Regions from separate parts of the Homo sapiens genome. Here region 2 is linked to region 1. The links are chromatin loops, found by intact Hi-C in ENCODE. Cell type or tissue: IMR-90. All regions are shown on one strand. Links, peaks and the distances in the headings refer to the core of each region. The heading gives the core; the rest is flanking DNA. Region 1 overlaps CACNB4 (calcium voltage-gated channel auxiliary subunit beta 4). Region 2 overlaps STAM2 (signal transducing adaptor molecule 2).

The links. A loop is a pair of places that touch in the nucleus more often than their neighbours do. Peaks named below come from ENCODE experiments on the same cell type or tissue, not always from the same donor. Only the 100,000 strongest peaks of a DNase experiment are listed, where the experiment ranks them.
Region 2: a loop joins it to region 1, with 6 times the contacts of the local background. A loop is called at or near these places in 81 of 110 quality-filtered maps.

What each region holds. Positions count from the first base shown.
Region 1 is chr2:152,033,148-152,041,890 of GRCh38, forward strand. All of the region lies in intron 2 of CACNB4 (calcium voltage-gated channel auxiliary subunit beta 4), which reads right to left. Among named protein-coding and RNA genes, the nearest start is that of CACNB4, 62 kb to the right of the region's middle. RefSeq lists an enhancer at 1,183-1,758. In IMR-90, for the core only: a CTCF peak has its summit at 3,898 (motif pointing right); a DNase peak (open chromatin) is centred at 3,914; H3K27me3 peaks cover 953 bases.
Region 2 is chr2:152,162,408-152,171,150 of GRCh38, forward strand. All of the region lies in intron 1 of STAM2 (signal transducing adaptor molecule 2), which reads right to left. Among named protein-coding and RNA genes, the nearest start is that of STAM2, 9.0 kb to the right of the region's middle. In IMR-90, for the core only: no CTCF peak of the experiment used is centred there; a DNase peak (open chromatin) is centred at 4,484; H3K27ac peaks cover 490 bases.

The sequences.
Region 1 (8,743 bases), core at 519-8,518:
AGCAGAAAGAAGACCCAGGCGGCTGGTTAAATAATGAATGAGGAGAAGCGGGGTGGGGGAATGAGGATGAAGAGGCATGCTTACACGTTTTTACAAAAGGGCAGCTTTTGACTTGCTGAAGCAAATGAAATGCTTCCATTAAATCCCCGCTTGGTGGTGTAGACGGGCTGCCACCACCTCTCTGAAGTGACTGAAAACAACAGGGAGGGGACTGAGGGGATGCGACCAGCATCCTAGAAGAGCAACTTCAGACTCCCTCCTTCAACTCCAGCAGCCACAGTTGCTTAGATACCCTTGTAGTTCAGGTCTCCTGAGGTCTCCACATGGCTTCCAGCTGCCTTTCTAGCACGTGAAGATCCTACCCTATCATCCTCTGCCATTTAAGGCGAGAGGCAGATTCACTGTGATCTGGGTAAATACCATTTCCAAAAAGGAAACCGGCACCCAAACCTCCCATCTTTTTATAAATTCTCCTGCACAGACGGTATAGTCTCAAAGGACGTAGGAGCCAAACTTGGGGAAAAAAAATTTTCTCCCCTATTTAGAAAGTTCTAAATAATCTGACACAACATTCAGCTAGTGGGGGTGTGAGAAAGTGGGAAGGAGGACTTTAAGGCCAAAGTCACATGAAATAAAGAGAAAAATGAAAAATGTAAGCTTTTGCCCTTTTGTGAGGACTTCTCTAATTCTCGTGGTATTTCAGATTTCCCTCAATCAAATCATTCACTCCTTCAGTTTGTAGGTAACAGACATTTCCCTTCCTTATTAACAAGATGCAGGTAGTTAGCAACATAATAGAAGCAAGAACTTTGTATTGCTTGGTGTGTCTGGGTCACATACTATTTTTAATTCCTGTCTCCTAACACCTGGGGGGGAAAATTAAGTTCAACAGTTCCTTACACAGGAAAAAAAAGAAATGAGCATTTCTCCCTCACTAACAGGCAGCACTTCCAAATAAAACCTGTCAGGCTTAAGAGCAAGATGGACTCGGAGTGGCTTTCTCCTCATTACTTGTCTCCCAACAGGTCTATTAAATGATCGGAATGCCCAGGGTTGGTACATTTAAATTTCATTTCAAATTAAAATCCCAACAGAAGTCACGTCTTGCAAAGTAGGTCTTAAAAATACTTCTATGCTGGACACATGAGACCTGCAGGGGAAGGAAAAGCAGAGAGTGGATGCAGGTGGCAGTACCTAGTGAACTAAAAGCTCTTGAAGTCTCCATTAGGGCCCTCACACAGGGCTCTGGTGAAGGGTGATAACAAGGAAGGGACCAGGCCACACAGCAGGGGAACTGAGAGCAAGGACAACGCTTATCCTGCAAGAGCAAGCTAACCTTGCTGCCTGCTCCGGCCTCTCCTTTATTTCAAGCCGTTACCACAAAATGGGCAAGCGGCTTCCCTTGCAGAAAATCCCCCATCATGAAAAGCATCGCATAAATTCCATTCTCACTTAACGATCTGTATATGAATTAGAGAATGTGGGTTTTGTTTTTGTTTTTTGTTTTCCTCTCTAGATGTTTGTAATCCTGCCTTTAAAACACCAGGGGATGGCATCCGATACAGAGTTGCTGCTTTCTACAACAGCACCCCCACAGTGCTCTTTTAAACACACTAACCCCTGGGGTAAGGAAAAAAAATTATGAGGAAAAGTGTTCCCTGGCTTCTTAGTCTCTAATAAGTACTGTGTGGTGCTGCTTCACTGGGATCAACTGGTTTCAACTTTCTATTCTCAGTGGCATCTACAGCAGGCTTGAGGCAGAACAGTTGACCAAAGGAATCGTGAGTGCAGCTGGAGTCCTGGGAAGTCCGCGGCAAAAGTATTGGCAGTGGTTGATCAAGTGGCACCTGCTGTTAAATGAACAAATTCCCCATTTCCAGACCTAATCACAAATTGGCAAGTGCACTTTATAATCCAATGCCCTTCAAAATCCCAAACCTCCGGGCAGGAGAAGGAAAGTGACGTTCAGTGAGAGACATAATGTCTGACATCAACTCCACCATGTTACAAGCAATAGCCAGATGCTTCACAGAAAGCAAGCACTTTCTTAAACGGATGATTTTCTTTTGTATATTTATTCACTGTCTTGCTCCAAAAATGATTCAAGGCAACTTTAAAAAATATATTCGCAGGCCGGGAGCAGTGGCTCATGCCTGTAATCCCAGCACTTTGGGAGGCCAAGGCAGGCAGTACACCTGAGGTCGGGAGTTCAAGACCAACTTGGCCAACATGGAGAAACCCCATCTCTACTAAAAATACAAAATTAGCCAGACATGGTGGCACATGCCTGTAATCCCAACTACTCAGGAGACTGAGGCAGGAGAATCGCTTGAACCCGGGAGGCGGAGGTTGCGGTGAGCTGAGATCGTGCCATTGCACTCCAGCCTGGGCAACAGAGCGAAACTCCGTCTCTCTCTCTCTTTCTCTCTCTCTCTCTCTCCCTCTCTCTCTCTCTTTCTCTCTCTCTCTCTCCCTCCCTCTCCCTCTCTCTCTCTCTCTCTCTCTATATATATATATATATGTATGTATGTATTAAGATGCACCTGATATGGATTAAGATTGTCCTTGTTAGACAAACCGCAAGAATAGCTCAGATTAACCAACAGACACTTCTCAAGCTTTTACCCCTCAAGCATTTGAGTTTAAAACTTCAAGAATAAATTAAATTCTCCATAAGATTTTTAAACTCCATCATATCATTGAGAATAAAACTGTTAAATGTGCACACTGTGTTCACCGCAGCATTATTCACAATAGCCAAGATGTGGAAGCAACCTAAATGTCCATCTATGCATGAATGGATAAACAAAATGTGGCGTATGCAGACAATATTATTCAGCCTTAAAAAAGGAGGAAATCCTGCCATATGTAACGTGGATGAAACTTGAAGACGTTAAGTGAAATAAGCCAGTCACAAAAAAGATACTGCATGATTCCACTTATATGGGGTATCCAAAGCAGTAAAACTCTTAGAAGTAGAAAATATAATGTGGTTGCCAAGCACCGGGAGGAGGTGGTAACAGGTAGTTGTTGTTCAATGGATATAGAATTTCAGTTTTGCAAGATGAAAAAGTTCTAGGGATCTGTTGCATAATGGACTGCATATAGTTAACACTGCTGTACTGTACACTTAAAAATGGTTAAAATGCTAAATTTTATGTTTTGTTTTGTTTTGAGAGTCTTGCTCTGTCTCCCAGGCAGGAGGGCAGTGGCAGAATCTTGGCTCACTGCAACCTCTGCTTTCCAGGTTCAAGCAATGCTCTTGCCTCCGCCTCCCAAGTAGCTGGGATTACAGGCGCGCGCCACCATGCCTGGCTAATTTTTGTACTTTAAGTAGAGACAGGATTTCACCATGTTGGCCAGGCTGGTCTCGAACTCCTGACCTTAGGTGATCTGCTCTCCTAGACTTCCAAAGTGCTGGAATTATAGGCATGAACCACTGTGCCTGGCCAGTAAATTTTATGTTACATGTTTTTTACCACATTAATTTTTTTTAAAGTGTTAAGTGTGGTGAAAGGCAGATTTCAGTGAGGATGTCGACCTCTAGAAGCAGACTTTCCAGAGTCTTGGAAGTAATATTTCTGGGTTACTTTAGGCTACTCAGACCATGTTTAGAGTATTCTGTCTTATTTTGGACACAACGGCCTTGGACCATGGCTGGAGGACATGTCAGTCTTGGCTATGCCTTCTAGTGTAACATAGAACAAGTATACTCTGCCATGACATGAGATTCCTTCGAAGAGTTTCACCTGACAAATATTAATTGAGAATCCCAGGAAGTGCACTAGATGCTAGAAAGCAGCTATCATGAACTTCAGCTTCAAAAAGGCAGTGAACCTGAGCAGAACTCTTATTTGGGTGTTTCTATCTCCAAACGTTCTTGATGGCCTTAGCCACAAGATGGCGCATGTAGACCATTTCCACACTTGCGGCTCAGGCCAGTTGATTCTTGCGGGGGCATAGGTTCCCAAGCACTTATGTAGGGTATTCTTCCCTGGGCTTCTGTTTTGTTACCTTCTCAATGAGTGATGTCTGAGAAGCTTGGTTTGGTTAGAAATAATATAATATCCTGCTTATCTCCTTTGAACAAGTACTCAAAGGTGGATATTAACAATAACACACTTGCTATACCTAATAATATAACAAGACTCTCCTTTGAATATGAATCAGGGAAGTGCTTCTGTGGCAATCTATATCCCGTCAATTTACAAACTGAGTGATTGCAAGAATAAATAAATCCTGCTTTGGCCCAAATGTCAATCTTTGCTAAAGAAATATGTCTGTGGACATTACAGAGGAATCGTGCCGTTCTTAAATCTACTTACACCCTGCTTCTGCAAATGCTTACGTATCTGACTTGTTTTAAGGTATTTCAAAGCCAAAAGAGAGGCAAGAAATAAATGCTCACACATTTTGAAGTATTCCATGAACAACTGAATAATGTGACCTTCTGACTCCCAGTGAGCCTAAATTTTTCTCATTCTTCTTGCTTAGACCAAAAGCACATATCCCCTCTCAGGTGAAGGCACAGCATTTAGGATGACACTCTTCTTTTCCTAAGGATGGGAGGGAGAGAAAGAAATGCTCTAGGGAGACATGGCCTCCCTCTGAGACCTAAAGGGAGGAGGGAAGATTTTTCTTCTCCCATTTGGTCAAAAGTCAGCCAGGGGAGCCACCGTGAGCCAAGACCTCAGCAGGCCTGCAGCACTGCTGCTCCCCCCTCATCCTTGGAGCTGCTCACCAACTGCTACAGCAGGGAGCTGGCCGGGCCCCAGCCTGCAGTGAACACAGAGCCAGGCTGCAACAGCTGGATGCAGAAGGGAACCACCCCCAAGGAGGCCGTGACAAAACGCAGGGCCCAGGGAATCTTCAGCATTCATCTGGCCAGGAAAACTGGGGAGGATCAGAGGGCCCCCAAAGAAATGCATGTCAGGAACCTACTGGGATCTACCATGCTGTATTTGGAGGCAGGAGGTGGGGGTAGCTTTCATAAATCCTGCCAATGGCAAAGTTCCTAAATTCTTCAAAGCATCAAGGATGCTGGCCTGCAATGGGAATGCAGAACAAAAAGTCTTGTAAAGTAAGGGGTTGGTGAGCTTGTAATTCTGGGGTTTGGTAACTCTCACACCAGAGTGTGCACAAGTTGCTGAGAACCACGCAACAGCCCTCCCCGGCCTTTTCCAAGTTCTGCTGCTTGCCTTTGGCCTAATGAGCCAAATTCAGACTGTATATCCCCAATGCAGCTTCTACTGACAGACAAGGGTTTGGCAAGAAGCTGGAATGCAGCTTGATTGCAGATAATGAATGTGTTCAGCAGAGATGATGAGCACCTGGGACACAGGCTTCTACCTCAGCACCGAGTCTGGCTGGGAGATGGAAGAGGATAGGTGTGCGTGAGCAGCTGGAGGCACAGAAGAGGAAAGGCCCACTACTCTGCTGCAGCCTGCTGGCTCGTATAACAGCTCATTAACAGCAGAGGCTGAGACTTCCTTTTCCTCTTTCCACAAAAGACATGGCAATAAAAGCAGGACAGGCTGCAAACTCAGCCATTTTCAAAGACTCATGGCATGTGAGATTGGGAGGAGGGTGACCAGCTGTGGCCACACAGATGGGGACAGAGGCCCTGACTGGTGCTAGGACACGTTAGTGGTGGAGAGGGACAGTTCCCTCAGGCCTTCCACCTCCCAGCCCAGGACACTCTGGACAGGAAATCTCCCCCTCTCTTCCCAGCCCTGTATGTCCCCACCCCAAGAGGGTGTGACACTTCCTCATGTTCCCTGCTGGCCCATTGGCTAGAGCTCTGGACGGATATAGAGGAAAGATAATACAGTAATTCAGAACTGAGGTCATTGCTTGCTTAGTTAATATAGGGATAATTAAACAGCATTTAAAGAAAATGGTTTAGCTGTATAAGCAAACATTTCCTTGTATTTAAAAAAAAGCAAGAAACATAGTTTTCTGAGGTCTCTACTTAAGAATCTTATTATTGGGCCGAGCGCGGTGGCTCACACCTGTAATCCCAGCACTCTGGGAGGCCGAGGCCGATGGATCACGAGGTCAGGAGTTCAAGACCAGACTGGCCAAGATGGTGAAACCCCATCTCTACTAAAAATACAAAAATTAGCCAGGTGTGGTGGTGGGTGCCTGTAATCCTAGCTACTCGGGAGGCTGAGGCAGAGAACTGCTTGAACCCGGGAGGCGGAGGTTGCAGTGAGCTGAGATCTCGACACTGCACTCCAGCCTGGGCGACAGAGCAAGACTCTGTCTCAAAAAAAAAAAAAAGAATCTTACTATTCCCTCAATGCTGAACCCAAACCTTCCCCTGACCAGTCTTTTGGAGGAAGCCTACACTTCTCCTACTCTGTTCACTTGCCAAGCAGCATATGGAGCCCTAGAATATTCTTGTTTTCATATAGGTTTTATCTTACATTTCCAACTACATTATTTGTTCTATGAGGATAAGAGCCTTGTTATATGCTCTATGTCTTAATGAAAACATCTGATAAAACATGAGTGATCACTCTGTGCATGGCAGGCAGGCAAGGCAAGGGAGTAGGGTGGGACCAAGCACTGATCACAGAAATGCAGGTATTCCTTCCAACCCTGGAAAAGTAGAGCGAAGCTCAGGGAAAACTACGTAAGTCCTCAGAAACATAGTCGAAGGCATGAAGTAAGCACTGAAGCAGACCATATGGAAAATAACATCTATTTTTCAAAAGAATTTAAAATAGAGAATGCAGAAAAAAAGAAGAAGTTTATGGCAATATGATTCTTGTGTACACCGAAGACATAATTTGTTGACAAAGATTAAAGTCACTTAATGGTCTTAAGGCAATGAGTATACTTTATATCCAAAAAGAATAAGAATTTTAATTCCACCTTCTATTTCTACAAAAATTGTACTGGCTGATAAGTGATGGCCCCCAGTTTTCATTGCGGCTAAATGGGAATGTCTCATTTATGGGCTATTCTGAATAAATTAGCTGGGAGTTTTTTTAAGTATCAAAAATACCAAGAGGTCTAACCCATATACTAGTTAAAAAGTAGAATTTTATACATCTGCTGAATCTGAAGGCTCATGATTCTCCTATCTCACAGTATTTAACTCCTACATTTTATAAAGAATTCAATGACATCTAGAATCTTTAAATTTATAAATATCTATCATTAAATCTGGCTCAGATAATAATTGAACCAAAGCATATAATGCCATGTCTATTCATGCCCTCACATTTCACTGATACTTTCTTCAGCTAATTAATTTTATTTATCTATTTGTATTATTTTATTTTATTTATTCATTTATTTTTTTGAGACACAGTCTTGCTCTGTCACCCAGGCTGGAGTGCAGTGGCACATTCTCGGCTCACTGCAACCTCCGCCCCCTGGGTTCAAGTGATTCTACTGCCTCAGCTTCCTGAGTAACTGGAATTACAGGCGCACACCACCATGCCCAGCTAATTTTTGTATTTTTAGTAGAGACGAGGTTTCACCATGTTGACCAGGCTGGTTTGAACTCCTGACCTCAGGTGATACACTCGCCTCGGCCTCCCAAAGTGCTAGGATTACAGGCGTGAGCCACCGTTTCCAGCCAGCTAATTAAATTTAAAAAGAAGTTTTCAAGATTAGCAAAACCTTTACAACTCATCTAACAATGTAGTCCTTTGTTCACATCTAAATGCATATGCTGCCGGTGCCAAATGATGGTGATTAACCCCTGGCTGATATTTTCTGTGAAACAAATTGGTATTTTCAAGACAATTTCCTAGTGAGAAAATGTCCACATAAACAAAATTGCATTTTGATCAAATCCCCATGTTGGTCATCTTGGCAAAGCCCTCAAAGACCATGGCAAAACAGCCACGACTGCATCGCCTGACCTCAGCCTTTTGGGCCCTTTGGGAGCAGACTCCCCACACTCCATGGGAGAAACACCATTAGGCCATTAGGATTTCAACCTCGGATAAAGCTCTTCCTCCTGTTTCTCCCCACAAACTTTTGGCACTCAGTATAATGATTGTGAGACACTAAGAAAGACAAATGATTTTTCTCTCTCTCATTTGCTAATCCCAAAGTATTACTTTATTCCCCTTTGGAACTTTTCACTGCAGAATCCTTTGTGTATAGAGAGATCTGTGTTCTTAAGCTCAAGAATCTGTTTAATAAACTATGAATTTAGAAGTCATCATCATGTTTTAGTTGCATAAGCTCAGTACTTATGGGAAACATTTCTGGAAGAAGGTAAAGGGCAATCTGTAATGGGGGCTATAAATTTCTGTTTAAATTTGCCACGAGTTATTAAATCCAGTTAAAATCATAATATGACAGTGGGAAGAAACATGAAGGTAGGCAGTTGGCCAGGCCAGGGGCTGAAGGGATATTATTGCTGGTTATGAGAGTTTACTAAAATCATTACCATGAAAGTTCTGAGTTTTGATAGGAGACTGGGGCACAGAAACTGCAGGAAGAAAGAAGCATCTGGACAAATCAGTCCATCACCAAAAGACATGGAGATTATATTGTCGGAGACATCTTCAGAAGTCCTCTGATTTTCTAAGGAAAACTGAATTAAAAAAACGGCTTTGGGTATGACTTCTCTTTCTTCTTCCAAAACCATCAAAAAGGGAGATATCTTGCAAGTGATTAAAAGATAGTGTTCTGTCTAGCACTATTGCAAGTAACATCCACATAGAAGTCAGAAGACCCTGCGTGAGCACTAATTCCCCTGTTACTTCCACCAGAA
Region 2 (8,743 bases), core at 175-8,174, 130 kb after region 1:
TCTTAAAAAAAAAAATTGAAATAGTAGTCTGGTACGGTGATGCGCACCTGTAGTTCTAGGTACTCAGAAGGCTGAGGCAGGAGAATACATGAGCCCAGGAGTTTGAGGTTACAGTGAGCTATGATTGTGCCACTGTACTCCAGCCTGGGCTGGGTTATTTTACAACTTTGCATATAAAATAAATAAATAAAAATAAAAACTATATAAATGGGGAAGCTGAGACACAGAAAATTATTCTTATTATTATAATTTGAGATACAGTCTCACTCTGTTGCCCAGGTTGGAGTATAGTGGCGCGATCTTGGCTCACTGCAACCTACGCCTCCCTGGTTCAAGTGATTCTCCCGCCTCAGCATCCCAAGTAGCTGGGATATAGGCGCACGCCACCATGCCTGGGTAATTTTTTTTTTTTTTAATTTTTGTATTTTTAGTAGAGACAAGGTTTCACCATGTTGGTCACACTGGTTTCGAACTCCTCCTGACCTCAGGTGATCTGCCCGCCTCAGCCTCCCAAAGTGCTGGGATTACAGGCATGAGCCACTGTGCCTGGTCCAGAAAATTATTAAATAACTAGCACAAGGTTATACAGCTAGTAAGCAATAAAATAGATTTCAATTTGTGCCATCTGGCTCAGGGTGTGTGCTCCAGGTTCAAATCACTATATTAAACTGCCTCTTGAGAGGAATTTTTGTTCAAAATTGCCAAATTAACATAGTTTTTCTGTTTCCCTATGTATATACATTGTTGCAAGAAGTCAGGGACCCAGAACGAATGGAGGGACTGGCTGGAGCCGTAGCAGAGGAACATAAATTGTGAAGATTTCATGGATATTTATCAGCTCCCAAAATTAATACTTTTATCATTTCTTATGACTGTCTTTACTGCAATCTCTGAACATAAATTATGAAGATTTCATGGACATTTATCAGTTCCCAAATAATACTCTTATAATTTCTTATGCCTGTCTTTAATTTCTTAATCCTGTTATCTTCGTAAGCTGAGAATGTATGTCAACTCAAGACCCTGTGATGATTGCATTAACTGTACAAATTGATTGTAAAAGACGTGTGTTTGAATAATAAATCTGATTGTAAAACACGTGTGTTTGAACAATATGAAATTGGTGCACCTTAAAAAAGAACAGAATAACAGTGATTTTAGGGAACAAGAGAAGATAACCATAAGGTCTGACTGCCTGCGGGGTAGGGCAAAAAGAGCCATATTTTTCTTCTTGCAGAGAGTCTATAAACAGATGTGCAAGTAGGAGAGATATTGCTAAATTCTTCTTCTAGCAAGGAATACTAAATATTAAGACCCTAGGAAAAGAATTGCATTCCTGGGAAGAGGTCTATAAACGGCCGCTCTGGGAGTGTGTGTCTTATGCGGTTGAGATAAGGACTGAAATACGCCCTGGTCTCCTGCAGTACCCTCAGGCTTACTAGGATTGGGAAACTCCAGCCTGGTAAATTTTGGTCAGACTGGTTCTCTGCTCTTGAACTCTGTTTTCTGTTAAGATGTTTATCAAGACAATATGTGCACAGCTGAACACAGACCCTCATCAGTAATTCTAATTCTGCCCTTTGCCTTGTGATCTTTATTGGCCTCAGAAGCATGTGATCTTTATGACCTACTCCCTGTTCGTACACCCCCTCCCCTTTTGAAATCCTTAATAAAAACTTGCTGATTTTGCAGCTCTGGTGGGGCATTACGGACCTACGGCCCGTAATGACCTGGTGGCCCAGCTGTAAAATTCTTCTCTTTGTACTCTTTCTCTCTATTTCTCAGACTGGCCGACACTTAGGAAAAATAGAACCTATGTTGAAATATTGGAGGTGGGTTCCCCGATAATACATATCTTAAACACACTGAATAGGAAACATGCAAATTCAACTCTCGTTTACAAGCAAAGAATCAGGCAGAATGCCATGATTAACTTTTTTTTTTTTTTTTTGAGATGCAGTTTCACTCTTGTTGCCCAGGCTGGAGTGCAATGGCACGATCTTGGCTCAATGCAAACCTCTGCCTCCCGAGTTCAAACGACTCTCCTGCCTCAGCCTCTTGAGTAGCCGGGATTACAGGCATGCGCCACCACGCCGGGCTAATTTTGTATTTTTAGTAGGGACAGGGTTTTTCCATGTTGGTCAGGCTGGTCTCAAATTCCCGACCTCAGGTGATCTGCCCACCTTGGCCTCCCAAACTGCTGGGATTAAAAGCGTGAGCCACTGCGCCCAGCTGATTAACTCCATTTACTAAACCATATAATAATACAATATATTTAAGAGCTGCTTCCTCTGATGGAATACAGATCAGTCATTGCCATTCTATTCATTTCTCATGTCACCACCAACATTTCTGGGGCGACTAGGAGGAGTTGAGAGAATTGAGCATAAGGGGAGCCAGGACGAAAAGAAGGGGGAAAAACACATAAAAATTACCTTTTACTGTCCTTTAATATTTTAAACCATCTATTAAAAAGGCAAAAATCCTGGGGCCAGCCTTTATTTTCCTACAAGTTCACTTTCTTCTTGGCTGATATTTCCAAAATACCCTCTGTAATCCTGTTAGGTGAGAACCACGTCCCCCTAACTCCACAAAACGAGCACACTCATTTACACACACCCTTACTCAGGAGACAGGGCAGAAGCATACATGTTATAATTTCCATTGTAATAGGCCTATTAGGAAGCATAATGTGCTAGACATTTTCTAGTGGCTGGGATAAAGGAAAAATGAGTCGGTCGGGCGCGGTGGCTCATGCCTGCAATCCCAGCACTTTGGGAGGCCGAGGCGGGCAGATCATGAGGTCAGGAGATCAAGACGAGCCTGGCTAACACAGCGAAACCTCGTCTCTATTAAAAAAAAAAATACAAAAAATTATCTGGGCATGGTGGCATGCACCTGTAGTCCCAACTCCTCAGGAGGCTGTGGCAGGAGAATTGCTTGAACCCAGGAGGCAGAGGTTGCAGTGAGCCGAGATAGCGCCACTGCACTCCAGCCTGGGCAACAGAACGAGACTCTGTCTCAAAAAAAAAAAGTCTCCAAGGCAGCCACTAACATGCCAAAAAGTTACAGATAGAGAATCAAAAGCAAACAGGCCAGGCAGATGATTACATTACCTCTGCAGACTGAGAAAACCATTATGCACACTCCGTATGCACCTGTGGAGTACTGTCAGGCTTCAGGGGGGTGGCGCGGGATACACATCACCAATAAAACAACGAGGACCTGCCTTGCCTACATCCATCTCTGAAGCTTTCTTACTAGCTTATAAGCTTTGGAGTAGTTCACCTCCATTCTGACTCAAACCCAAATCCATGTTCTCATTTGTCAAATGGAGATTAAAATAGCTGCCGTGCTTAAAAGAGTTGTGAAAATTAAGTGAAAAGAAAAATGGACAAAATATTTAAACAAGTAGTACTTTGAAAAAGAGAACATTCATTTAGCAAATAAATATATTTAAACGTGCCCAAAATCAAGAGTTATCAAGTAAATGCACATTAAAACTACAATGAAGGCCGGGCACAGTGGCTTATGCCTGTAACTCCAGCACTGCGGGAGGTCAAGGCGGGCGGATTACATAAGGCCAGGAGTTGCAGACCAGCCTGGCCAACACAGCGAAACTCTGTCTCTACTGAAAATACAAAAACTAGCCAGGCATGGTGGTGCACATCTGTAGTCCCAGATTGAACCTGGGAGGTGGAGGGTGCAGTGAGCCCAGATCACGCCACTGCATTCCAGGCTGGGGGGCAGAGCAAGGCTCTGTCTCAAAAACAACAACAACAACGACAAAGCCCACAATGACATACCCACTAGAATAGCTAAAAATTTTAAGACTACATCATCATGTAGTGACAAATTTCTGACATAAAACTGGAGTAATATGACAAAATGAAAAATCAAGGCAGGGGAAGAAGAGGAGTGGTCAGATTCAGAGACAAAAAACAACCAAGGAGGAAAAAAATAACAAGAGATAAAGAAATGATATATCCTTAAGTTTTATTTTGATATCTGGGTGATAGATGGTTAGAACTGATAGTTGTCAAGTAACCAGAGTTTGATATCCTACCCTACATACATATATACACAGCCTATTCTTAACACCTATAAGCAGGTGGCCACTTCAGAATGTCAATAATTTTCAGGGGACAATGGCCATTCCCAGATATCTGCCACAATGACCTTCTTAGGTTCAATCTCTCCATTAAATATAAAGGTTTATTCATTATCAGGTAACTTAAGAGAACCTAATAAGGTATTAATGTTTGAAAAAAAAAAAGTTCTTCCCCTTCAACCCTCCACCTCAAGGACTTAGTACTGCTGGGGACAAACCAAAACACTGCACATGCTAGATTTCTTTAAGCAGATCTTTTTTTAGAAGAGAAGGTTAAGATAATTCATCCCATGACAAATGAAAGTAAAAGCTGCTGCTCCAGATAAGAATAAAAAAAACTTTTAGTACAAATGAGAAGTAAAATTCTGAGTCACTACAATTCTCATATTGCAAATGAAAATAAGCAAGTGCTTACTAAGGGTACGTTTACCGACCAAGAAAATAGTTTGCGAGTTTTCAGATACAATAACAATTTCACTGAATAACAGATTTTTCATCCAACTGCTATCATTTAAAAATTACACTAAATATGAGGGAGACTGTACATAATAAAATTTTTTAAATCCTTCATCATTTCCCTTCATGCTTTTTTTAAATATGAGATTAAACACAGTTCTGAGCTTGCATTAAAAGTCAGTAAGAACTGGAACTACTTCACAAGACACTTCATTTTCAACATTTCTTAACTGGAGGAAACTAAAGAAAGGCCTCCCTGAATGCAACAGAGATCGCCATAACAGGTCTCCATGGTGAAGAACTGTAAATGTTCCACAAGGTGCTATAGGGACAGAGAGGTGCTTGTCCTTTAAGCATAGCAGCCACAGACCCATTAAGAAAATAACGCTAAAGGAAGTCTAAAAGCTGGGAGCAACACTTACTACACCAAAAAAGATAGCAGATGCCAATAAGTCAATGTGAAACTTAATCCTAAAAAACAAAGGATGAGGGAAAAGAATGTTTCAACAATACCAAAATGCCTCAGGAACTAATATCCTTCTCACCCATGGTGTTGGACAAATATTGCCAATTAGCTGATATTTTTATAACAGGAAAAAGACTGTAAGCAAAAACACTTTTAAAGACTTTGTAACTTAGGCCAGGCATGGTGGCTCACTCCTATAATCCCAGCACTTTGGGAGGCCGAGGCAGGTGAATCACTTGAGGTCAGGAGTCCAAGACCAGCCTGGACAACATGGTGAAACCTCATTTCTAGAAAAAAATAAATAAATAAATAATTAAAAATTAGCCAGGCATGGTGGTGGGTGCCTGTAATCCCAGCTACTCAGGAGGCTGAGGTAGGAGAATTGCTTGAACCCAGGAGACAGAGGCTGCAGTGAGCTGAGATTGTACCACTGCACTTCAGCCTGGGCGACTGAGTGAGGCTGTGTCTCAAAAAAGAAGAAAAAATAAAATAAAATAAAAGCTTTTTAACTTAAGACAAAATGAAAAATCAAGGAAGGGGGAGAAGAAAAGTGGTCAGATTAAAGGACAATAGACAACCAAGGAGGAAAAAAATAACAAGAGATAAAGAAATGATATATCCTTAAGTTTCATTTTGATACCTGGGTAATAGGTGGTTAGAACCATCACTTGTCAAGTAACCAGAGTTTGATATCCTACCCTACATACTTATATACAAGGCCTATTTTTTTTTTCTTTTGAGATGGAGTCTCGCTCTGTCGTCCGGGCTGGAGTGCAGTGGCGCGATCTTGGCTCACTGCAACCTCTGCCTCCCGGGTTCAAGTGATTCTCCTGCCTCAGCCTCCCGAGTAGCTGGGACTACAGGCATGCACCACATGTCCGGCTAATTTTTGTATTTTTAGTAAAGATGGGGTGTCACCATGTTGGTCAGGCTGGTCTCGAACTCCTGACCTTGTAATCCGCCCACCTCGACCTCCCAAAGTGCTGGGATTATAGGCATGAGCCACCGCGCCCAGCCACAAGGCCTATTACACGCAACACCTCTGAGGTCCTTTATTTAAACAAAAGCCATGCTAGAGACACATCCACCTAACTACACTGCTATAGTATTATGTTGTATATTCACTGGCAGAAAATCATTCTCTTCTTGACTTACTTACAAATTATACATAAGCTTATCATTAAATGTTATTAAGGAATAAAAATATATTTTAAACCATCAATATCAGCTGATGTGAAACAAAAATAAAATTATAATGTCTTTTCTCTTACATCCTAAAAACCTACAAGAAATTCCCTTGTATAATGATTTTAACCAATCTGTCATATAATCCATTTGAAATGCCCAAAATAGCTAAGACAATTATAAAACAGTGGGGAAAAAACAGACAATTCAATCCACAGTGATTAGACAATTGATTATTGTCTATTGTCAACTGGTTATCCAATTCAATTCCTCCGCAGACCTTATACAAAAATTAATTCCTGGTGGATCAAAGACCTAAATGTGAAAATCAAAAGTTTAGTAAAACTTGCAGAAGAAAATATGAAAATATCTGTATAACCTCAGGGTGGAGAAGGGTTTCTTTTCTTTACTACAGGTGTGAGCCACCACACTCAGCCCTGAAGCCTTTCTTAAGAAAAATAAAATTAAGGGAGAATGACAAATATCACTAAGTGAAAACCCACATTTTCTTTACAATAAAAGACAGCAGAAACAAACAGAACTAGAATACAGATTTGTAACATACATACCCAACTAAAGATTAGTAAGAAATGTATCTGGAACTCTAAAAATCAATTTTGTTTTATTTTTTGGTGTTGGTTTTTGGTTTCGTTTTTTTGTTTTGTTCGGGAGACAGGATCTGGCTCTGTCACCCAGGCTGGAGTGCAGTGATGCAATCATGGCTCACTGCAGCCTCAACCTCCCTAGCTCAAGCCATCCTCCCACCTCCATCTCCCGAGTAGCTCGGACTACAGGTGCGCGCCACCATGCTCAGCTAATTTTTGTATTTTTTGTAGAGATGGGGTTTCATCATGTTGCCCTGACTGATCTCGAACTCCTGAGATCAAGCAATCCACCAAGTGTTTGGATTGCAGGTGTGAGTCACTGCACCCTGCCATCAATTTTTAAAAAGTAACCCAACAGAATAATAAAAGTAATGAGCAGGCAATTTATAGAAAAAGAAAACAGAATGATGAAGAAACATATGAAAAAATGCTCATCTTCACTGGCAATGAAGTAGAAATAGAAAATGAAATGAAAACAATGTCTTACTTCATATTCATCAGATAGGCATAAATTAGAAAATCTGACAATGCTCAGCATTAGTGAGGATGTGGAACAACAGGAATTTCACTGCTGACAGGAGGGAAATCAACAAACACTTGGAAGGGCAACTTTGCAAGAGCTACACTTTTTTTTTTTTTTTGAGATGGAGTCTCACTCTGTTGCCCCAGCTGGAGTGCAGTGGCACAATCTCCGCCTCCCAGGTTCAAGTGATTCTTCTACCTCAGCCTCCCGAGTAGCTGAGATGACAGGCATTCACCACCACACTCAGCTAAGTTTTGTATTTTCAGTAGAGACACGTTTCATCATGTTGGCCAGGCTGGTCTCAAACTCCTGACCTCAGAAGATTTGTCCACCTCAGCCTCCCAAAGTGCTGGGATTACAGGCATGAGCCACCACACCAGGCCAAGAGCTACACTTCTACTGAAGAATTCCCCTTCAAGACGACAACCTTTAAGAATTTTGCACTCCACTGGGCACAGTGGCTCATATCTGTAATCCCAGCACTTTGGGAGGCCAAGACGGGCGGATCACGAGGTCAGGAGTTCGAGACCAGCCTGGCCAACATGTGAAACCCCGTCTCTACTAAAAATACAAAAAAAAATTACCTGGGCATGGTAGCAGGCGTCTGTAATCCCAGCTACTTGGGAGGCTGAGGCAGGAAAATCATTTGAACCTGGGAGATGGAGGTTGCAGCGAGCTGAGATCGCGCCACTGCACTCCAGCCTGGGTGACAGGGCAAGACTCCGTCTCAAAAAAAAAAAAAAAAGAATCTTGCACCCATAAACACAAGAAAACATAGATAAAAACTTTCAATACAGAGCTGTCTGTAGGTGCAAGAAATTGAAAACAAAGTCATGTTCGTCAATAGGACAACAGATAATGCATATTCATATAGTAGTATAGTATCACGCAGCCATTAAAATTTATAACCTAGAGCTACAAACATCAACATGAATAACTCTCACGAAGAAATGCTGAATGGGCCAGGCACGGTGGCTCACGCCTGTAATCCCAGCACTTTGGGAGGCCAAGGCAGGCAGATCACCTAAGGTCAGGAGTTCGAAACTGGCATGGCCAACATGGCGAAATCCCATCTCTGCTAAAAAATGCAAAATTAGCCGAGCATGGTGGTGCGCACCTGTAACCCCAGCTACTCGGGAGGCTGAGGCACAAGAATTGCTTGAACCTGGGAAGCAGAGGTTGCAGTGAGCTGAGATTACACCACTGCACTCCAGCCTGGGCGACAGAGCAAGACTCCGTCTCAAAAAAGAAGAAATGCTGGATGACAAAAGTTGCAGAATGACAAAAAGACACCATTTTTAAGAAGTTTAAAAACATCCAAACAATATATAGTATATTTGTAAGTGTAGTATTATACTATTAAAGAGAATTTCTATCTATTTATAGAGTGTTTAACT